2 separate regions of the Mus musculus genome follow, and region 1 is linked to region 2. Evidence: chromatin loops called from intact Hi-C (ENCODE). Cell type or tissue: heart. All regions are shown on one strand. Each heading gives the region's core, and the rest is flanking DNA. Links, peaks and the distances in the headings are about the cores only.

Evidence for each region. Hi-C counts contacts between places; a loop is a spot of excess contacts. Peaks named below come from ENCODE experiments on the same cell type or tissue, not always from the same donor. Only the 100,000 strongest peaks of a DNase experiment are listed, where the experiment ranks them.
Region 1: a loop joins it to region 2, with 4 times the contacts of the local background. A loop is called at or near these places in 6 of 42 quality-filtered maps.

Annotation. Positions count from the first base shown.
Region 1 is chr2:85,121,362-85,133,348 of GRCm38, reverse strand. No RefSeq gene overlaps it. Among named protein-coding and RNA genes, the nearest start is that of Aplnr, 9.0 kb to the left of the region's middle. In heart, for the core only: CTCF peaks have their summits at 5,991 and 7,215 (motif pointing left); a DNase peak (open chromatin) is centred at 3,638; H3K27ac peaks cover 1,171 bases.
Region 2 is chr2:85,173,896-85,185,882 of GRCm38, reverse strand. No RefSeq gene overlaps it. Among named protein-coding and RNA genes, the nearest start is that of Lrrc55, 19 kb to the left of the region's middle. In heart, for the core only: no CTCF peak of the experiment used is centred there; a DNase peak (open chromatin) is centred at 7,272.

The DNA.
Region 1 (11,987 bases), core at 2,989-7,988, 51 kb after region 2:
ATGAGGAGAGTAAACACTTGTGCTGTAGCCATTCCGGGACAGAGACTGATGCTGACATCACACGCGTTTCTCTCTTTCTTTCTTTCTTTCTTTCTTTTTTTTTTTTTTTTTTTTTTTTTTTTTTTGCTTCCAGAAAGATCCAGGAGCAACCCTGGGTCACTGAGGACACAGAAAGAGAGGAACATGAAAGCTTCAATAGCCTTGAAACAAACTTCCTGTCTATCTCTCCCAGCTGTCCTGCCTGGATTCCAAGCCAGATGAAAACCCAGAGTTCTCCATGGGAGAAAATATGAATGTACTTCATTAATTATTCTCTGTCTCAATGGAAAGGGAAGGGAATTCGGAGCCTGGGATGGTACAGGGGTCAATGATCTGTGCCTGGAATGGTGGGATGCTGATAAGACCCAGACTCCAACCTAGAGCAAGCTGGAGCCAGATGGCCTGAGTGATCCCGACACTGACAGCCAGGCTCACTCCTCACCCAACCTGGTGCTGATCCATCCCTGTCTCCCACCACACTATCCATCACAGAAGCTGTAAGATTGGTAAACACAACTGAGGTTGCAGGCCAGACTGATGTGCCCCAAGACTCAGAGGCTACCCATACCCCAGCCCTAGGACTGATATCTCTCTGGCATCCAACCTCTCTGTTTAGCCCCGAAAATGTTTGTTAAATTAAAGCTTTAGAGGTATGCTTAGAGGACTGGTGATAACGTGGGTCTTTACCTCAGGACCATTCTACTGTAATAGCAAGGGCGACTTTTGGCAAAACTGATTCTAAGTTATCTACTTGCAGCCAAGTGGTAAAGCAGTAGCTAAGGCAGGGTTGTTAGCCAGAGTCCCCAGGGCTAGGTGACCTAGGAGAGGAACAAGAAGGTTTCCTAGGGGACTTCTCTCCCCGAGGTGATTTCAGTTAGGTATTGTGACAAGTCAGAGATAAACAGTTCCTGGCAGAAAAGTGTCTTGGCCCTGTTCCATGAGAAGGGCCAAAATTGCTAGCAGAGTGAAAATTCTAGAGTTGGGTTCAGAAGTCTTCCCCAACTTTCCCCACAAGCTGACTCCTCACCTAGAGAACAAAGCCAGCCTTGGCTGTGATGGACACTGTCATGTGCACTTAGTGAGTGCAAGTTTTATATATGATGTAAGGCCACTTAGATGTGACATCTAGGGATCCTTGTGAACAGACTGCAGATAAGTGTATAAATGCATGTGTGTGCGAGGGTATGCCTTGCTTGCATGTGCAATAAATGGGTATACATATTTATGTGTGTAGGGGAATGTGCTTTCTTATATAGAGTGGGGGTAGGAGTGTGCCCTGGACTCACACAGCTATGTCATAGTTTCAGAGGACTAGATAAACATCCTGCCTAAAGGACAGGAAAGTGTGGCTAATTGGCTCTCTCTAAAGCTTTGAGTTGAAGAGGAAAGCTAAAGCCATCTGCTGGGACCCCACCCAGACCTGGCTCAAGCTCTGTGCTGGGACATCAAAGTAGAAGTGTAGCCTTTCTCTACCCCTCACTGACTTCTCACCCCCTCCCTTCCAGCGCTCTGCTCTGCCCCTGACTTCACAGGTCTGCTTTGAACTCCACAGCTTGGGAACTCACCCAGGCAACAGTCTCTCTCTCTCTCTCTCTCTCTCTCTCTCTCTCTCTCTCTCTCTCTCTCTCTCTCTCTCTCTCTCTCTCTCTCTCTCTCTCCAAGAGGTAGCCACAGCTGTGTCCCTAACAGCTGGTTTGCTATCTGAGGAAGCTGGGGGTGGAGGGGAGATGGGGAGAAACAGGGAGGTAGATATAGCTGAAATTTAACTACCTGACTACCTGCCTCACTCCAATAGCGCTGCTATTGTCTTCAGCCAGAACACTGCAGTACCACCCCAGCCCTACTCCTTATCTGACCAAAACCAAATGGTCATCTTTAGCAATTAAAGCTAATCTCCCCCTTACATCCACCCCACCCCCTCTGATATCCCTGCCACCACCCGTGCTCTAACTCATTCCACCATTTGGTACTACTTCCAGCTTCTTGACCCTATTTCAAACTCTCTAGGCTCCCTGAGCACCCTGAACAGGAAAGACAGAAATAATGCAGCAGCCTGAGGCCCAGGGATATGAGTTCCAATCCTTTCCTACCTATTTGTCCATTCACTCAACTCAACAGGTGTTTGTTGAACAACTAGTGTGTGAGAGACTGGGGCGGGGGAGGGGGGCTCTGAACACATCACAGAATAATTCAGGCTTAGTCTCTGATCCCCTGTACTTGCTAGGGGTGAGGAAGTGACTGGTGAGCGAAGGCAGAGCACTGGGGCCCTGATAAACACCACAAAGGGAGTTAAGCCAGGCTAATGGTGCAGAGAATAAATGAAAGCTGGTAGTTTGAGCAAGCATTGTCTGTGGAGGCCTCATGGGGGTCTCTGGAATCCTAACTGAAGCTTGCTGTGTCTGAAGCTTGAATGATCAGCTGGCTTTGTAGCCCAACCAAACCTCCAACCACACACACCCCCAACAAGTTTCTCTATCTGTATGAGAAGACACTGGACCAGTCTGGTCTATTTTTTTCTATGATTCTGGGGACTGTGGCAGCAGCTCCAATAGTGGCTGGGCAAGTGGCTTTCTTTCCAGTGAGGTCAAAAGGGAACAATGAAGGGACCTCTCAGTCACTAAATGCAGGGTCAGATTACAATCAGGGCACCAAGCCCTGTCTGATGGATTAGAATGGGATCAGCAGGAATCTGGAGGTCTCTCCTGATCTCTCTTATACTCTTACTCACCAACACACCCACCTTTGCGCGCGTGCGCGCACACACACACACACACACACACACACACACACACACACACACACACATAGAACCCCATCCATGGTAACTCTAACAAACCCATGTGAATACCACCATACCACCACCATGTGTATAACCTCAGAAGGGACCGACCGGAGCCCTCCTCAGGATGGTGTGGGTAGAGATTGAGCTCGTGGAACCTGGAACAGGAAAGATTTCTAATTCATCAAGACCTTTGGTTCCTAAGTTGAGGCCGTAGGCCATAGAAGATAGTAACAGGGGAAAGGTAGGTAGCGTGGGGTCAGCACCAGCATTGCATAAAATCTTTCGGAAATGGCACGGTCCCCTTTCCCTTCACAAGGATAAACCTCTAAATGCCACGCAGCAGTGGCTCGAGCCTGGGTTTGAGCAAATCCGTGCGGTGGCTCTGGTTCCTCCCGTGCTGCTCAGCAGGCCTTTGTTGAATAAAAACTGAGAATCATTATTATTTAATAAATGGTGTGGGTTGGACAAACACAATCCTTCCCTGACGGGAGCTCACCGGGGAAGAACAGGAAAGCAAGCAAAGTGGCCTTTGATGGTAAAAGGTTGAGGCTACTAAGCTATTCCACACATTGGGTTTCACTGGGGAGGAAGGCAAGGTTCAGGGAAGGAAAGGGCTTTGCCCAGTTGTCCCTGGGCCACCCAGTCGGCCCCTCCCAGGCCCCCAAGAACTCCTGCAGAGGAAGCCTTCTCCCCACAGCTCCCTGGCCTTTGTCTAGCTGTGATGAGGGACTCCCGGCAAGAGGCAGAGGGCAGGAAACAACAGAAGCAGGAAGGAGGTCAGGAAGAGGCGGATGAGACCCCAGCCAGCTCACACTCAGCCCTACCAACCTTCAGGACAGCAAAGCAATGCTTCCAAAAATATTTACACGAGTCTAAATTAATGAGGAACTATATCAGCTCTGACAATGGGAGGATGTGGGGCTGGCCCTCCAGGGGAGAAGACCAACGCAATCAGGCTGCAGGCACTGCAAGGGGACCGGGTCTAGGGGAAGGCTAGCCTTGTAGCTCTAAAGGAGGAAATCCCAGCCTGCCAGCACTGGTGACAACAGTATCTGTCCATCTCCCTGAGGAAAAGAGAGCATGCTGCATTCTCAGAACTATACAAAGTGTCTTCACCCTGCTTTCCCCGCTTCCACGGAGTGCAGAAATCTCCTCTACTTTACCCTGAAGGGCACCTTAGGACCACTGTGTACCTCCATTGACCAGATGTTCACTCTTGGCCTTGACAGGCCATTCTCATTCTAGTCTGAGCAGCCCATCACTTCCCACAGGGTCACCATCAATAAAGCAGGGTTCAAAGGAAAGAGATTGGAGCCTGTGCTGCTACTCGAAGTCTTGAAAATCTAACCATTGCAAGACTCAGTTTCCTCGTCTATAAGGTGGGAGTGATTTGAGAGACGGTGTGTCTATCTTTATCACCTGGGACTGGCGATCAGAGTCGAAAAGAATGTGAGGGTAAAGTATTATCACGTTCCGAAAATGCTGAGGGCCTTGTGGACCAAGTTATGGGGCCACAGAAGAAAGAGCTTAAAATGTCAGAGGACTGAAGTCAGTCAAGACCATGTTGCCAAACTCAAAATCGTCAAGGTATAGAGACAGTCAGGTGCCCAGCAATGACTCATGACTAGATAAAGAAATGTGGTATATATCCACAGTGAAATTTTATTCAACCATAAAGAATAAAATGATGTCCTTTGAAGCTAAATGGGTGGAACTTGACGTCATCCTGTCGAGAATAATAAGCCGGTTTCATGAAGACAGACATGGTGTTTTCTCCCATGTGAGAGATTTAAGCGAGGGGCAGGGCTTGGAAGAGAGAGAAAAAAACATTAGGGATGTGAAAGCGAAAAGGATGAGGAACCCAGAGGATGAGAAAGACCAAAGAGGGGTGATTGTGATCAAAGTACGTTAGCAAACTGTATGCACATACAGAAATATCAGTGTGACATTCCTTACTTATACTTTATAAAGCTTTATAATCAATTTATATGCTAATGAATATGGGAATAAAGTTAGATAAGGCTGCAAAGTTGATCTTTTCATCCCAAATAAGATGCAGCTTATCCCTGCACTGTCGCCCTCACTGCACAGAGAAACGAGCATGGAAATCTGGTCTAGCAAACAGTGAGAGTTGTGAGGGTAAAATACACGCTAAGTGTCAAGGATGCCAAGGAAGAAAAAGAATGTGACCATGCCTCATCAGAAAGGTTCACACAGAAGCTCTGCCAGTGCCTGAAAGATACAGGAGTGGATGCTCACAGGCATCCATTGGACAGAGCACAGGGTCTCCAATGGAGGAGCTAGAGAAAGGACCCAAAGAGCTGAAGGGGTTTGCAGCCCCATAGGAAGAACAACAACAGGAACCAACCAGTACCCCCAGAGCTCCCAGGGACTAAACCACCAACCAAAGAAATCACATGGTGGGACTCATGGCTCTAGCTGTATATGAAGCAGAGAATGGCCTAGTCAGTCATCAATGGAAGGAGAGGCCCTTGGTCCTGTGAAGGTTCTATGCCTCAGTATAGGGGAATGCCAGGGCCAGGATGCAGGAATGGGTGAGTTGATGAGCAGGGGGAGGGGAGAGGGGATAGGGGGTTTTCAGAGGGGAAACCACGAAAGGGGATAACATTTGAAATGTAAATTTAAAAATCTAATAAAAAGAAATAAAAATAATTTAAAAAAAGAAAGAGAACTACAAAAGGAAAAAGAAAAAGAAAGAGAGAAAGAGAAAGAGAAAAAGAAAAAGAAAAAGGAAAAGGAAAAGAAAAAGAAAAAGAAAAAGAAAAAGAAAAAGAAAAAGAAAAAGAAAGGTTCACACAGGTTCCTTGTAAAAATAATAATAATCTGGATAGGCTAGGATAAATAAAAATAAGGTTCACCTTTTTTTTCTACTTTCCTCATCAACTGCTTACACATGCAAAATCAGTTATGTGGCCTGTGTAATACTCCTATTGGACAAAGCTGAGACAAAGATCAGACACCAGCTTTAGCCTCTGGTAGTAGCTTAGAATGAGGGGCTCGTAACAATCAGGTACAGTTTTCCGGACTGAAACCAATATTTAGGAGAGGATGCAGTTTGGATCTTGGAATCATGGATAATTTGTCATGAAGCTGAATCAGAGAGAAGTGATTTCTTCACTCTCTAAGCCAGAGTGCCGCTACTGGTGACAGCCAAGTCTTACATCCTGATACACTAAGTTTATTAGCAGTCACTTTTTTTTTTTTCAGTCTAATTTGTTTTGTGTTGTGGGGGGAAGGGGTGTGGGTGAATATATGTGTGTGCATGTAGCTGCATATGTGGGTTCACATGCATGTGTGTGCAAATGTACATGAAGGCCAGATGTCAAATCTTGAGGTTCAAGATATTACCCATCTTGCACATACCTTTTTTTAAAAAACAGTATCTGTCACTAGCCTAGGCCTTACTTATTCAGCTAAGCTGCCTAAGGGGCCTCAAAGATCCACCTGCCTCTACCTCCCCAGCAGGCATGCAGCACCATGCCTGGAATATCTGACATGTGCTCTCACATCAAACTCAGGTCTTCACGCTTACACAGTGAGCACATACCAACTGAACTAGCTCCCAACCAAGTCTATCTTTTAAATAATACAAAGTGAAGCTGGGGAGATGGCTAAGCTGTTAAGAGCACTGGCTGCTCTTCCAGAGAACTGGGTTCAATTCTCGCTCACAAGTATCTATAACGCTAGTCCCAAGGTCCTGACTCCCTCCTCTTGCTCACAGCATGCCCATGGTGTACACACATATGTGCAGGCAAAACACATACATGCATAGAATACAGTAAAAATTAAATAAATGTTAAATGCTATCAAGTTACATGTACTTTACAGGTTGGTAAACCGAGATGCAGAGGGTTCCATCACTGGTTCAGCATCATGTGGCTTCTGAGTAGTGGAAAGACCTTGACTTCAGGGGACTAGAAAGATGGTTCAGTGGCTAAGAGTACTCACTGCTCTTGCAGAGGACATGAGTTCAGTTCCCAGCACCCACGTAAGGTGGCTCACAACATGCTAAGATTCCAGCTCCATGAGAATTTAACACCTCCTGCCTCTGTGGGGCATCTGTGCTCACATGCACATAGCCACATGCAGGCACATACACATAATTTTTAAAAAAAAATTTTTTTTAAAGATAAAGATCTTGACTTTGACTCCAACAACCTGAGTGTTATGTTTCCAAGGAAGGATATTTTTCAACCCAGCATGCTGCTTGTGCACACAGAAGTGAGGGGCTATGGCTTTACTGAAGAAGATCTGCAAAGAAGTCTCAGAGATGGGCTGGAGAGCACTGACTGCACTTCCAGAGGTCCTGAGTTCAATTCCCAGCAACCACATGGTGGCTCACAACCATCTGTAATGGGATCTGGCGCCCTCTTCTGGTGTGTCTGAAGAGAGTGACAGTATACACAAACATAAATAAATTAATTTTTCCCTATTAGTCAGGGAAATGTGAATTAAATCTACTTTAAGGTACCCTAGGCATAATGATTATTAACAAGAAAGCTAGCAGTAGGTATTGGGGAGGCTAGGGAGAAAGAACACTTATTCACTGGGGTAGCCATTGTGGGTACTAGTGCAGAAGGTTCCTCAAAGTGCTAGAGTTAGAACTACCACATGATCCAAATATTCCATTCCTGGGCATAGCCCACCTCAGAGACACTTAATTGTCTGTGCCTAGTTACTATAGCTCGAAAATGGAGTCAGACTAGGTTCCATCCACATGTTATTACAGATGAAAATAGGGTACAGATACACCACAGAATTGAATTCAACTATAAAGAAAATGAAATTTGTAGGGGAATCACTGGATGGTATACTGGAAAGTATAATATTAAGTGAGATTATTCGTGTTATTTTTTTTTAGACAGTATCTCCCACTGAACCTGGAGCTTGCCATTTTAACTAAGCTGTCTGGCTTGAAAGCCTGGGTCCACATGTCTCTGCCCCCATCAGCCTTGGAGTGCCAGGCATGCACCCACAATCCTGGTTTTTACATGAGCTCAGGGGTCGCAACCCAAGTCCTCAGGCTGGTACAGCAAGCGCATTACCTACTGGGTCATCTCCCCAGCCCACTGTTGAATGTTTGTTCAATGAAAATAGGGTAATAATTAAAACAGCTATGCTGACTCTGGATAGGAAATCGACTAGCTCATACCCAGGTGTGTTGATGTAGTCACACCTCAGTTTAAGCAGCTGCAAAATGGAACACACTGGTTGTCAGAATTATGAAATGCTAAAATTGAGGGCTAAAGGGCTGAAGAAATAACTCAGCGGTTAAGAGCACTGACTGCTCTTCCAGAGGTCCTGAGTTCAATTCTCACATGGTGGCTCACAACCATCTGTCATGGGGATCTAATGCCCAATTCTAGTGTGTCTGAAGACAGCGACAGTGGACTCACATACACGAAATAAATAAATAAATCTTGAAAAAAAAATGAGAGCTAAGTCTTCTTCTGCCTTCGCAGAGTGAGCACACGGTAAACACTTCCCGCTACAGTGCTGTTACTTAATCCTCACAGCGACCCTATGGGAGAGTCAGGAATGATTCTGAAATGATGGTCTTCCCAAGTTATAAATTTCACAAACTGGGGAACAGAGATGAAGACGCACACTTAAGTCCCTCCACTTCCAAGTACTAGAATGGGATTCAAATTGGAGACTGTTGGTCCCAAGGTCTACAGTCATAACCATCAAGCAGTATAATTCATGGTCATAAGCAACTCACAAAGCCACAGTATTTTTAAATCCTGCTTTTCTTTTCTTAATGACACTTCCCATCCTAATTTCCTTCCGCACAAAATATTTAGCCCTTAGTCAGGCATTGGTGGCACATGCCTACAACCCAGCACTTGGAAGGTAGAGGCAGTAAGATGAAGAGTACAAGCCCAGCCTGGGCTACATGAGAACCTGTCTCAAAAATAAAATAAAATAAAATAAAATAAAATAAAATCAATCAAAGAGGTATCGTCTGTCTGCCCATGGCTGTTCTGTTGTTGCTTCATTGCTTGCTTGCTGTTTATTTGTTTGTTCATTTGTTTGTTTGTTTGTGACAAGCTCATTACATAGCCAAGGTTAGCCTTGGATCTGAAGTGATCCTTTTGCCTCAACCTCCAGAGTCCTGGGATTGCAAGTATGCAATACTTTACCCAGCTCTGCCCAGTAGACTAGCACATCACTCTGTGCCAATTGCCCCTGCATATCTGAAGGCTCTGCTTGTGAGTTGTCCATCATCAGTTCCCAGGCACTTCCAAGATCACAGGTACACAATTTTAATGTATCTTGTCAAAAAGACAGGATACTGGTGCTACATTATGCCTATACTTGCAGCTCCTCTGGGCTGCTGTGGTTGGTCAGATAGAATAAGGCACTGGATATAGATGAGCTCTGCTAGAACACCCTGCAGAGCCTGGAGGGCATCTTCAGTGCCTATGACTGCTTGGTGATGCTGACCTCTAGTGGCCAGGTCCTGGTACTCAGCCTCATCCTTTCTCCAGTGCAAGTTTGCAGCACTGCCTTGTAGACCTGCCTCAGGGACTCAGTCAGACCTGTCAGGATAAGGCCCTGCTATGACTGACATCTTCTCTTCTTCAAGGACCTCAGGTCTCGGGAACTGCTAACCCCAGTATCTTGTAGCTTTGAAACTGGGTGAGCCCTTTAAAAAGGAGATTTGCCAGCAAGCAAATTAGCTGACAGTTTTGAGGATGCACAGGCCCCAGATCCCAGCATAGATCCCCAGTGACCCCAAAAATCAATCTCACACCCCTCTACCCTGTTCAAGGTTTTGACGTACTTTTTCTTTCTTGAAATGTAGTTACAGCACACTGTCATGACACAGTATTATGTTATGACATTGACAGAGAAAAGGGATAATCTTGTCATACTATTTTCTCTTTGGGTAGTACAGGCATAAAACCAGGAGGCGTTGAATTAACCTCAGCCTTATGCATGACTCTTCCTTAAACATGTCACTCTGCAAAGATGACACAAGAAAGAAAGACTGAAACTGTTTGACTAAGGAAAATTATGGGCTAGAAAGAGACTGAGAAATTGCTTTACTAAACTGATAATTGGTGACAAAAAGAGGACAGTCACTGAAAGCAAGACTCTCATCGCTGAGTACATAGCACCACCTTGTGGTTGCTTCTAAGACTAGCATTCTGCCTCCACTCTTCTGCAAAGCCTGCCGAGTATATAATATACATATGTATGGGAGCTTTTAAAAACTTAAATAATTTTTAAATGCACTTTTTACAAAACTTTTCTTAAGCGTTTTGCCTAGTTTTCTAGGCCCTTCATCTGGACCTTTTTATATCTATGGACTTTGGCTGGAGTCTTTTGTGCCGTATCTACTAATTTTAGCATTTTTAAAGGTGTGTGCATGTTGAGTTGGTCAAAGTAACATATGCAGGGATACAGTGCTTATTCAAAGATACCCCAGTCTTTACTCTAGAAAAAATAAGCACTATTATAGGAATTTGATGAGAACAGGGAGGAGAGAGAGGAAAGATTAAGATTGTAGTATCCTATTTCATTAACTGTGGTCACCCTGATAAGACATATGAACTTCAGCACACTCTGTGCTGACAGACAATCAGAGGCAGACAGAGATCATCAGTAATCAAAGAGAGCTAGAGTTCCAGGCACCTGCCATTCACTGAGCAGTCTTGCCTATTTCTCCTCTTTGGAGGACTCCAGTTTAAGCCCAGTGGTGTCAACACATACCACCAAGGCCTCTGCCTTCATGGGACGTAGAGCCTTGTGGAATAATTATTCACTCTAGATCCCAATATCTTCCCCCTCTTGCCAGTCCTCCCCCAAAGCTCCTTCCACATCCCCTTCTCCTCTGTGAAGGGGACGGCTCTGCCACATCAAGTCTCTGAAGGACTACACACATCCTCTCCCACTGAGGTCAGACAAGGTAGCCCAATTAGGGTAACAAAATCCACAGAGAGAAAACAGATTCAGGGACAGCCCCCACTCCAGTTGTTGGGGGACACACATGAACACCAAGCTGCACATTCTGCTACATATGTGCGGAGAGTCTATGTATAGCCCATGCTACTAGCTCTTTGGCTGGTGGTTCAGTCTCTGGGAGCCTCCAAGGGTCCAGTTAGTTGGCTCTCAGTCTTCCTATGGAGTTCCTATCCCATTAGAAACCCTCAGTCCTTCCCCCAACTCTTCCGTAAGAGTCCCTGATCTGTGAGTCTCCTCATCTGTTCCCATCAGCTACTGGGGGGAGCCTCTCAGAGGACAGTTATGCTAAGATCCTGTCTGCAAGCATAGCAAAATATAGTTAATAGTGTCAGGGATTGACTCTTGCCCATGGGATGGGTCTCAATTTGGGGCCATCATTGTTTGGCCATTTCCTCAGTGTCTGCTCCATCTTTGTCCCGACATATGTTGTAGGCAGGACACATTTCAGGTCAAAGTCAGCCTTACTCTTAGCTTATATCTAATCAGACTGCAAAGCAACTGATATCCCAAGATATCTGCAGCAACAATGAAAGTTAGTAAAGACTGAAATCTAAACTGATACTAGACTCTTTTTGGTTTGGTTTGGTTTGGTTTGGTTTGGTTTGGTTTGGTTTGGTTTGGTTTGGTTTGGTTTGGTTTGTTTCAATACAGGGTTTCTCTGCTTTGACCTGACTGTCCTAGAACTCTCTTTGTAGAGCAGGCTGGCCTTGAACTCACAGAGATCCACCTGCCTCTGCCTCCCAAATGCTAGAATTAGAGGTGTTTGCCACCGAGGTTCAGTTCATAGCTCCCACCTCAGGTGGCTTATAACTGCCAGTGTAATTCCAGTTTCAGGTCATCTGGTGCCTTCTGGCCTCTGGAGTATCTGCATGCATGTAGTGCATATAAAAATTCATGCAGGCACAGATGCATACAATAAATAAAGCAAATAGATCTTATTTTTAAAAACATATATGATACCACCCATTCACAAGATAATCAAGAATCATTCTTTCTAAAATAAGATGAACTCATCTCATCAAAATAAGAGTACCAAGGGGCAGAGAGATTGCTTAGTAAAATAATGACACCAAACATGATGATCTGAGTTCAGTTGCCCAACATACATATAAAAATCCAAACATAATTCTATTGGTTGATTTCCACAAACTGGTAAGGCCTTATTGCTGAAGAT
Region 2 (11,987 bases), core at 4,628-9,627:
ATTTTTGATGCTTTTACCAGAACCTCTGCATTATGGAGGATCTCCAGGGAAATGTGGAAGGTCAGAACTGAAAGTACTAACAATAATTCCAACCACTGTTAGTCATCCAAACTCAGTCCATTGACTCCTTACTTCAAGGATATGAACTTTTATACATCTAAAAGGCAAAGGAAAGACTGGTCAGTATTGCCAGTTTCTAACATGGTCTGCAGTCAGCAAATGACTGTTTCAATGTCCTCTACACAATATACCCAGCTGAAAGCAGATCAACAATGATCTTTGTCTCTCCACCATGCGTCCTGATTATCCAGTGATCTGTGAACAACAAAGAACAGTTATCTGCCCCGCCCAAGCCCTCCCACTTTACATATCCAACACACAATAGCAACATAGGAACAGAGTAACTACAAATTAAAACCAGAGTTGGAACACGGGAGCCACACAGCATCTTTAGGTCTGTTGTAATTGGGGGATCCTCCTGGGCAAGCAGCTTAAAGGTCTGAGGACACTCCATTTACAGCCAGCCTCCTGCTGGTACAAAGCATTACAGCCAGAGATTCATTTTTAGGCCTTCATAGTTAAAATATTTTTGAAGCAGGTTTATGCTTCCTTAACAATTTACTTCTCTTAAAATGTTAGAAAAATTTGTTCTGCTTATTTTTCCTTTTAAGTTCTATGTTTCAACACACGCATAAAGGTTTTTACACAAGGTGTTTTCAGGCCCACCTGGATGTTCTTGTCCTTGACTGTATCCTTCCTCTAACTGTCAACATGACAATTATTTGAAGCAATAAAGCACCCCCTATTCTCAGTCCTTTCCAATTGGCTAACTTGTTCTGAGTATCTGTTAGTTTTGATCTTGTAGAGTTCTAGAAACAGCCAAATTTTCTGCATTTCCAATGCCTTGGGGTTTTTTTGCGAGTGTTTGTTTGGGGTGTTTTGTTTTGTTTTGTTTTACTTTCTCACACTTATCTCTCCATTTTATTCAGAACATTTTATTTGTGTATTTTAAGCTTATTGAAAACTAATTAAACCATTTTTAAAACCTAATTTGGATCCATTTGATCTGAATCCACATGAACTTGCACAATATGGAACTCTATGATGATGACAAACACCTTGTTGAACACAGTCATGATGAGAAGTATGAAAGTAAGAAAGGAAGGACTACCAAGCTACAGGGTGAGCCTGTGCCATTGAGATGGAAGGACTACCAAGCTACAGGGTGAGCCTGTGCCATTGAGTTTGCAGAAAGTATACCAGAGGGCTGAAAACTGGCTCAGAGGGTATAAGGATACTCGTCACAGAGCCTGATAACCTGAGTTTAGGAATAACCCACATGGTGAAATAAGGGAACCAATTCATACACATATACTAATGTGAGAGAGTGGGGCAGGGAAGAGGGGAGGAAGATAGGAGAGAGAGAGAGAGAGAGAGAGAGAGAGAGAGAGAGAGAGGGAGAGAGGGAGAGAGGGAGAGAGGGAGAGAGACAGAGAGACAGAGAGACAGAGAGACAGAGAGACTGAGAGACAGAGAAAAGCTGGCTGGCATGCTGGGCGTGGTAGAGCACGCCTTTAATCCCAGCACTTGGGAGGCAGAGGCAGGCGGATTTCTGAGTTCGAGGCCAGCCTGGTCTACAAAGTGAGTTCCAGGACAGCCAGGGCTACACAAAGAAACCCTGTCTCGAAAAAGAAAGAAAGAACGAAAGAAAGAACGAACGAACGAACGAACGGAGGGAGGGAGGGAGGGAGGGAGGGAGGGAGGAAGGAAGGAAGGAAGGAAGTAAGGAAGGAAGGAAGGAAGGAAGGAAGAAGCTGGCTGGTTTATGGGGAGAATTATTGCTGACCCTTACTTTCAACTCACTAGACTTAGATAGCAAAGATCAGAAATAGATTTTGCTATGTAGACCAAACTAGCATCAAACTTTCAGTGATCTTCCTGCCTCTGCCTCTCAAATGCTGGAATTATGGGTGTGTGTTACTATGTCAGGAAGTAAAGAGTTTTGTTGTTGTTGTTGTTGTTGTTGTTGTTGTTTTAATGAATGCCAGTGTGACGGGGTTACAAGAAAAAGAATATCAGCATGAGTCTCTCCCACTTTACATTTAGCTCATAGAAACATTCAAGAGGATACAACATGAAGTCCTACAAATATATATACCAATGTGGCTGATATTTGTGATATTAAGGATTCTGTTTCTATACCAAAGCCAACATATCTCTATATGTAAATTAAAACCCAAAGCAATTTAAAGACTTGACATAGCAAAACTAAATCTTGCTAAGGGCTTGATTCCCCTTAATATGTTGCTTTCATTCATCCAAGTAAATTGATTGTAGCCTCCATATGCCAGGGTAGGGATTCTGGTGATCAATATGATAATCTCACTGTTCTTCCACACCGGCTCTATACCAGACTATGTAGGATAAGAGAGTGAGTAATGAGGGTGGATCAGAAAACAAACAAAAATCATTCCAATCTCACATGTCAGGTGCTGCAGAAGAGGGGAAAGTGTTGGGATGAGTTTGAAGGAGAAGGTCTTCTTTGAGTAGGGCAGTGTAAGCTCTAGGCTGGCATATTTTATGTAAATCTAAATGGAAACTATTGGAAGTTTTTCAGCATGTTTATGTTTTTGTTTGGTTTGGTTTGTTCTGCTTTGTTTTCATTGACCATTCTGGATGCTTCACAGAAAATATTCAAAAGGTGAGGAGAAATGTAAGCTGAAATGCCAGGGGGAACCTTCAGTGTGAGTCCAGGGGGAATGTTTTCTGAAGGGGCACAGGGGTTAATGTGAATGGGGGACTTTGGGGATAGATTTCGAAGGGAAAACAATGGGATTTTGAGGCACCAGATATTGAGAGAGCGAGTACAAGCAAATAATCAAAAATACCTCCCATGTTTCTTTGTCTTCAATCAGCTACAGTCATACTCAGCAAGAACCAAATAATGAAAAAATAGCTTAATTCTAAAAATGGGACCAGTAGCTAGTCAACAATCCCAGTGAGTAAGATGGAAGTGGGGGAAAGGAAGCAGATATACAAACAAATGCATAATGTCAGGAAACAGCCCAAACCTGCGCACTCAGACATTGGAGTTGGGGGAAAAAAAATGAGACTTGCAGCCTTGGTTTAAATAGAGTGCAATTTCATTCTGGTGTCCCAGTGGACATTAACTCAACACTACAGCTCCAGGGACGGGCGTTTATAACAAAATGCAACAGTGATGTGCCAGAGGCAGAATATCAGCCCAAAGCTGATTTGTGAAGGAAAATGTAACATCCCTCAGCTGTAGACAAGGAAGAACACCCAGGAAATACACAAGAACTGAAATAGGTCCACCGCCGGGCGTGGTGGCGCACGCCTTTAATCCCAGCACTCCGGAGGCAGAGGCAGGAGGATTTCTGAATTCGAGGCCAGCCTGGTCTACAGAGTGAGTTCCAGGACAGCCAGGGCTATACAGAGAAACCCTGTCTCGAAAAACCAAAAAAGAAAGGGTCCAGTTGTGTTTGAACTGGAAACATCATATTGAACCACATAAAGAAAAATGGGAACAAATTTCCTGTCCTCATGACTGTTGAGGAGTGACAGGGATTTTGGTGAGCTGATCCTCTTAGGATGATAACATTGCAAATACACAAAACCGTGATAATTTTTGTAGCACACTGAACACTAAGTACTTTACTTAGAATACATCATTGCTCTTTTACAGCCATCATAGGGGACAAGCACTACTGATCAATGCAGAGTTTAATTAAGGGTAAACACTAGGCCATACTGCCTGGGTTCAAGTTCCAGCACTGCCACTTGCCAGAAATGTGACTTTGAGCAGGAAATGTCATCTTTATGTGCCTGAGTTTGACCGCTTGTAAATTTAATAGGATATGGTAAAAACTTCATAGTTCCTCTGGGAAGTGTACATGAGGCTCTGAATGGCAAGAGCAAAGAACAATGCCTAGCACGAAGTGATAATCAATAAACAACAGTGGCTGTTAGAATCCTCCCTCTTGCCGGGCGTGGTGGCGCACACCTTTGATCCCAGTACTCAGGAGGCATTTCTCAGTACTCAGGAGGATTTCTGAGTTTGAGGCCATCCTGGTCTACAAAGTGAGTGCCAGAACAGCTAGGACTATACAGAGAAACCCTGTCTCGAAAAAAAAAAGAATCTCCCTCTTTTCCTAGGAAATGATTAGAAGCTGAGAGATGTATAACTTGCCCAACTCCAAAGAGTTGACATGTGTGAAATCCAGAGCTTGAGCCTCATCTGCCATTCATATCCAGTGCCCTAAAATACTTTCCTATTCCAGATAGGTGACCTATCCCCAATCTGGGATTTAATAGTTGTGCTTCAAGTATTCATATCAACTGTATTGGGCTGGCCCTGTAAATTAACTTAAACTAAAAGAGAGAAAGGACAGCGACAGTTCTAGACCTGGTCCAAAGCAGGGCTGGCAGCTTCTGCTGTGTGCTCTTGAGAGCCCCAATCTATCTATCTATCACATAGTTCTCTCCCTCTCCCTCTCCCTCTCCCTCTCCCTCCCCCTCTCCCTCCCCCTCCCCTCTCCCTCTCCCTCCCCATGCCCCTCCCCATCCCCCTCCCCATCCCCCTTTCCTTCTCCCTCTTCTCCTTCCCATTCCCTCTCCCTTCCCCCTCCCCCTACCTCTTTCCCCTGTCTGTCTCTCTTCTCCCTCCCTCTCTCCTACAAGGAGATCTGGTGTGTGTGCATGCCTGCATGTGTATACACACACACACACACACACACACACACACACACACACACACAAGTGAACCCGTGTGCATATGTATGTGAAGGCCGGAGAACGACACTAAGTGCTGTTCTTTGGAAAATGCCTACCTTTGTTTTGGAGGTAAGGTCTCTTACTGTCCAAGAGCTCATCAGTTAGGCATGGCTAACTAGCCATTGAGCCCCAGAGATCTGCCTTTCTCTGTCACCTCAATTCTGTAATCAAACCCAGGTCCACATCCTTACGCAACCACCCTTTACAAACTGAGTCATCTCCCCAGCCCACCTCTGATACAGTAAGTTTTGTTCACATTAAAGTCCACCTAGATGATCCACATGGAGAGGGAAAAAGTCTCAGCCCTTCAAATGTTTCAGCTAAGATTAACTTTCTCCCAACCACCTGAAGACACTAGATACATTCATAGATACAGCTGGAACATTCTAGACCCAGCCACCCTCTGACCTCATCTAACAGAAAACCCTAATGGTGATCAGTCAAAGAACTGTTCACTAAAGCTACAGTGACAATTGTTTCTTCATTGCTTAATTAAACCTCTGTGGTTTTGGCAATTTGTTCGGCTGCAATATAAAATTTAAATTACTAATCCGTAAGAAAAAGACTTCATGGGAACAAAAAGTATGCAGCAACATAAAATTAAAATCCAGAATGACTATCCCATTCTAGACACAAGCTCTGTAATATAACCACACAGGTTTAAGTCCGCCACCTACCTACCACTGATAAGTATATTATTTGGTGCCACAATGCCAGGAAGACATGACCTACCTGATAGCATTTATGGCAGCGAAACAAGAAAGAATCCACATTGATGGGCTTAGAATAGTGCCTGACACTTAGTAAGAATTCAATGCAAGACTAGCTTCCGCTTTTATTATGATTCAGAATTATGAACTAGTCAAGTTGGTCTGTGCAGGGAAATGGTGTGAGCCTATGTCCTGCTTCTGCCTTCCAAGGGCTGCTGCTGGGAATCTGTCTCGTTTTCCTTTGCCTTAAGACATTCCCATGCAAAACATTGCAACAATTGTTAAAAGACCTTGCTTGGCAAGGACAACAAAATTAACAAAGATGAAAGAATGACAGCTCTCCTCACACTAGTCTTGAAGAGTACTGGCATCTCCAGCAACTGTGCAAAATGGCATTATAACAGAAATGGATCACACAGGCATTTTTTCCCAGAGGAAAAGTCATTTTCAATTTGGGCCCAGAGTAATATGTGACTTCTTCCATGAAATGAATTTTAAAACCCTCTCTCACCCTCACAACAGTGGAAGCTATTGAGCTGCCAGAGATTATAAACTCCTGGACAAAAGGCAGCAGCCCATGGAGTGAGACATAAGGACAATACTGAGCCAGTAAGTTACATACAGAAGACTGTAATAGAACTACCCAGCCACAGCCTTGATGGACAGAAAAGAAACAAAGTCTTCCTTAGAATAAAAGGACTAACTAAAGTTTCCTTTAAGCTGTTGGTCAATCAATAATAAAGACCTTCAGAGAAGGGAAAGATATGGGTAAACCAGATCACAGAGCATAAGAGCAACGACACCAGTCTGGACAGAATGGAATAACTAGCCACCAGCATGAACATTCTCACTAGACCTTTTGGTGAGATAGAAGTGGGCACTACTTTTTGGTGTGTGTGTGTGTGTGTGTGTGTGTGTGTGTGTGTGAGTGAGTGTGTGTGTGTGTGTGTGTGTTTACCTGTTGTATGTCCTGTACTGTTGCATCCAAGATGTACAGTCCATGCATGCACTGGAGATATAGCTCAGTTGATAAATCCTGAAGTCCTAGGTTCATTTCCAGCACTGCATGAAAGTAGGCACAGCAGCACATGCCTATAATACTTAGCACTCAGAAAGTAGAGACAGGAGAATCAGAACTTCAAAGGCACCCTTAGCTACTTAGAGAATTTGAGGCCAGAAAAGTTCCTCTTGTACCATGTATGACAGACAAATTACAATTGTATGAGCCCTACTTCACTGAGTCTTGGGATTCTGCTGCCATGGATTGGCACCAAATGAGGACACAGTCTACTCTTTCTGAAAGTACTTTATGATACTGAAGGATGCTGGTAGTTACAGGAGCCAGCTACAGTGCTGTAGATGAAGCCCTGGGTCATAATTCAAAAGATTTATTTATTCAACAAATGTTTGCTGAGAGACTGGTGTGAAGCAAGCCTATGTTTAGTCAATTTAATTACTGAAGACCAAAGAAACTTGAGGTTCTGACTTTGAACTGCATCCACAGTGCCGAATCCATAGCTTTCTACAAGTGTCTAATAAACAGCATGTACCTTGCCACTAATTCACAAGTTAGTTTACCTCTCTGGAGATTTTAGGTGTACCCACTTATTTAAGAAAATAATTTAAGTGGATCACAGCAGAATCTCTCAAACTTCTACAAGTACAGTAACTCCTTGGGGATCTTGTTACAGTGTGTGCTGAAGCAGAAGGCCAGGAAACACCTGGAAGTTGCACTCTTGACAAACCTCCAGCATCACTGGTACACAGAGCATAGTCTAAGAAGAAATTAGCTATCTCTCAGGAAGAAAGGCTGGATACAGCCAATGGACCCTCCAACTCTTGTGTTTTACATTATACGTGATGGTAGAGACTGCAAAATGGGGGAGAAAATCTGAGAAGGGGATGGGTGTGACACCTGGTATGAATCCAGGAGGTCGATAGAGGTTTCTCCCTGGAGCCAGCAGGAAAAGCCCACTCCTTTGTCATACTGTATAAACAAAGCTTTTGGTGTCTGTAAAAGGAATCAGAAATAATTTTGCTGGCTCTGAAGTCCCTGTCTCTTAATGATTCTTCCTGTTTTTCTCAGCCGGATCCAAGAGAATGAGAAAACAGACCTAGTGAAGGTCAGTTGAGGTCATAAGACATCGCTGGAGAAGGATGCTGTCATCCTACACTGAAATAAAGAAGGCAAATGAAGATCTAGTCCCTCATCCCTGTTTTTTCTATACTGATTTCTTAAAGAATTCAACTCAATACCAGATTTTTATTCTCCACACCAAGTCCATACCATCTGATTCCAACAATGTGCATTATAATTGCCATGTGCTGATTTGCTATGTGCCCCAGATGATGGCAAGATAAGGTAGGGTCAGGACCATCTAATTGCTCATGATCTACTACCAAAGGAAAGAAACATGGTCACAGAACACAGGTCATAATGAAGAAACAATAAAGGCATAAGAAATAGATTCATGTGTCTTAAATTTTTACAAACTATTAAAAGGATGGACCATCTAGAGACTGCCATACCTGGGGATCCATCCCATTATCAGCCTCCAAACGGTGACGCCATTGCATACACTAGCAGGATTTTGCTGAAAGGACCCTGATATAGCTCTCTTGTGAGGCAATGCTGGGGCCTAGCAAACACAGAAGTGGATGCTCACAGTCAGCTATTGGATGGATCACAGGGCCCCCAATGGAGGAGCTAGAGAAAGTACCCAAGGAGCTAAAGAGATCTGCAACCCTATAGGTGGAACAACAATATGAACTAACCACTACCCCCCCCCCCCACCGGAGCTCATGTCTTTAGCTGCATATGTATCAGAAGATGGCCTAGTCGGCCATCAGTGGAAAGAGGCCCATTGGTCTTGCAAACTTTATATGCCTCAGTACAGGGGAATGCCAGGGCCAAGAAGTGGGAGTGGGTGGGTAGGGGAGGGGGGTATGGGGGACTTTGGGGATAGCATTGGAAATGTAAATGAAGAAAATACCTAATAAAAATGCAAAAAATTTTTACAAACTATTATGGGTTTTTTCCATTAATCCATTCATTTATTCACTTTACATCCTGATTGCTTACCCACCACCACCACCTGTAGTTCATTTTTTAAAAAGCATCAAGGAAAACTTGGTGGAGATGGATATCTGAAGACAGGTGTGGGCTTTTTAAAGAAGATGGAAATGGGTCAATCCAAGTAGGGGAAAAGTCCAAGAGAAGGCATACATGGGATGGAATAGTGTCTGTTCAGAATGAAATCTAGATAACTAGAACATAGACATTTGCAGAAAAGAGTCTGCTGTAGAGGATCTAAAATATAAGGTGAGGGCTGTACCTATAGAGGCTTAGTTCTTTCCCATTCTTAGCTTCTGATAGGCATGTCCTACATACATACACACACACACACATACATATGTGTTTTCTCTCTCTCTCTCTCTCTCTCTCTCTCTCTCTCTCTCTCTCTCTCTCTCTCTCTCTCTCTCTCTCTTCTTCCCCATCTTTAAACCATCTTTAAACTTCAACTAGGTATGGTGGTACACAACTTTAGTCCCAGCACTTGGGAAGCAGAGGTAGACTTCTGTATGTTCAAGCTCTGGTCTACAAAGCTAGTTCTAGGAGAGCCAGAGCTACGCAAAGAAACCCTGTCTTGAAAAACAAAAACAAAACCAAACAAATCATTCCTTCAGAAATGGTACCATGATTATACACAACAATTCATTTGTTCAGCATGTTTATAATGAGGCACGTTAGACTGCTACACCAGGCAGGAGAAATAGAGCAGGGGTCACACCACAAAGCTCCAGGGAGCCAATGTCTTGATCCATTTTGTGCTGTTGATATAGAAAAACTAAGACTAGGTAATTTATAATAAACAAAAAAGTGTTTTCCATACTTTTAAAGGCAAGGGAGTAAAAGAAGCAGAGCTCACCATTTGTTAAGAGATTCCTCACTGAGTCATCAAATGCAGAGATGCAAAGATGAGAGGCAAAGAGAGCCATATGAAAGAGTGAACAAGGAGGGAAACTTATCTTGTTTATTCATTTAATTTTCTCCATTAATTTATTTATTTATTCACTTTACATCCTGTCTTACTCAGGGTTTCTATTCCTTCACAAACATCATGACCAAGAAGCAAGTTGGGGAGGAAAGGGTTTATTCAGCTTACACTTCCATACTGCTGTTCATCACCAAGGAAGTCAGGACTGGAACTCAGGCAGGTCAGGAAGTAGGAGCTGATGCAGAGCCATGGAGGGATGTTCCTTATTGGCTTGCTTCCCCTGGCTTGCTCAGCCTGCTCTCTGATAGAACCAAAGATTACCAGCCCATGGATGGTCCCACCCACAAGGGGCCCTTCCCCCTTGATCACTAATTGAGAAAATACCCCACAGCTGGATCTCATGGAGGCATTTCCCCCAACTGAAGCTCCTTTCTCTGTGATAAATCCAGCTTGTGTCAAGTTGACACAAAACTAGCCAGTACATATCCCAATCACTGCCCCTACCTCCCTGCCCCACCTCCCAAAGTCCCTCCCTCATACACCTTCTCCTATTCCTCTGAGAGGGTACCCACCTCGACCCAGTTACATCAAGTCTCTGCAGGGCTAGGCGTACCCTCTCCCGCTGAGACCAGACAAGGCAGCCTAGTTAGGGGGATGTATTCCACAGACAGGCAATAGCTCCAGTTGTTGGGGGACCCACATAAAGACCAAGCTGCATGTCTGCTACATATATTAGTGGAGTTAGGTCCAGCCTGTGTATGCTCTTTGGTTGGTAGTTCAGTCTCTGAGAACCCAAAGGGTCGAAATTAGTTGACTCTGTTGGTCTTCCTGTTAAGTACTTTTCCCCTTGGGTTCCTCAGTCCTTCCCCCAGGTCTTCCACAAGATCTTCCCAAGCTATGGTTCTCTGCATCTGTTTCAGTCTGCTGCTGGGTGGAGCCTCTCAGAGGATAGTTATGATAGGCTCTGCTATTCCTTGACAATTTTGTGGTATATATTCTGCATACTCACCCCATCCTCCTTATCTCCTTCCCAGTCTTTTTATCCATCCCTTCCTCCTACAGATCCTTTCCCACATTCACAGCCTCCTATTTGTTTTTTCAGAATTTCCTATATGAACACAACGCATCATATTGAAGAGTAGTGTTATCTGGCCATTCAGGATATTGCCTATCTAGCTAGTCTTTATATGAATTTTTAATTTTATTAAAAAGTAGTGGATTTCCACACGGCATTTCCATATGTCTTTTCTTTTGGCTAACTTTCTTTCTCTCTGCTCTGCCCTCCTATCCTCTAGTCCCCGTCCCTGCTTGAACTTTTCCATGTGTGATGCTCTCCCTCTGTGTTCATGTCACTACCTACATTCAGTCAACTTCCTTCCCTTAGGATAACCCCTCCTTCCAATACCCTTCTAGAATTCCTTTTTTAAAGAATTATTTATTTTATGTATATAAGGACATTGTAGCTGTATTCAGACACACCAGAAAAGGGCAGCTGATCTCTTTATGGTTGTGAGCCACCATGTTTCTGGGAATTGAACTCAGGACCTCTAGAAGAACAGTGTTCCTAACCACTGAGCCATTGCTCCAGCCCACCTCTAGAATTCTTAAAGGTCTTAATCCTTGACATTTCTGCACTGGAGATTGTTACTAACCCATAAGTTACTAACTTTTTTATACTTGTGTCCTATTATTTTTTATTAATGTGTTTATTCACTTTACATCTCAATATCAGCCCACCCATTCCTCCCAGTCCTCATCTTACACAGGTCCTCCCCTAAGACCCCCCCCTCTTCTCCTCTGAGAAGGGAGAACCCTCACCACCACCACCACCCTATTGCACCCCTAGCCCATCAAGTCACTGCAGGACCAGGAACATCCTCTCCCACAGAGTCCACAGTTAGGGGACTGGGATCCACAGTCAAGCACAGATTCAGGGACAGCCCCCACTCCAGTTGTTGAAGACCAAGCTGCACATCTGCTACACATGAGCAGGGGCAGAAGGTAGGTTCATGCTGTGCTCATTCTTTGGTTGGTGGTTCAGTCTCTGGGAGCCCCCAAGGGTCCAGGTTAGTTGTCTCTGATGGTCTTCCTGTGGAGTCCTAGAGGGACACATTTAAACCTAAACCATAGCATGTGAATGAACAGTGCGTGTGTGTGTGTGTGTGTGTGAGAGAGAGAGAGAGAAGAAAGAAGGAGAAGGAGAAGGAGGAGAAGAAGAAGGAGGAGGAGGAGGAGGAGGAGGAGGAGGAGGAGAAATAAGAAAGAGAAAGTTTAGGATGCAAACACTAGCTGCATTCTGGAATAAAATTTCATGATTTCTTCCTACCCCACCCCCAGTTTTACCTCCTTGATGAGGATAATTACACATATTCCATGAGGCTGTTGTAGGTATTATCCTTTGGGGAAAGATTTTCATAGTTTGTTGGGCACAGTGTAGACATTCATTACCCATTTTGATCTTTATTCAGCCATAAAGAGAAGTTAC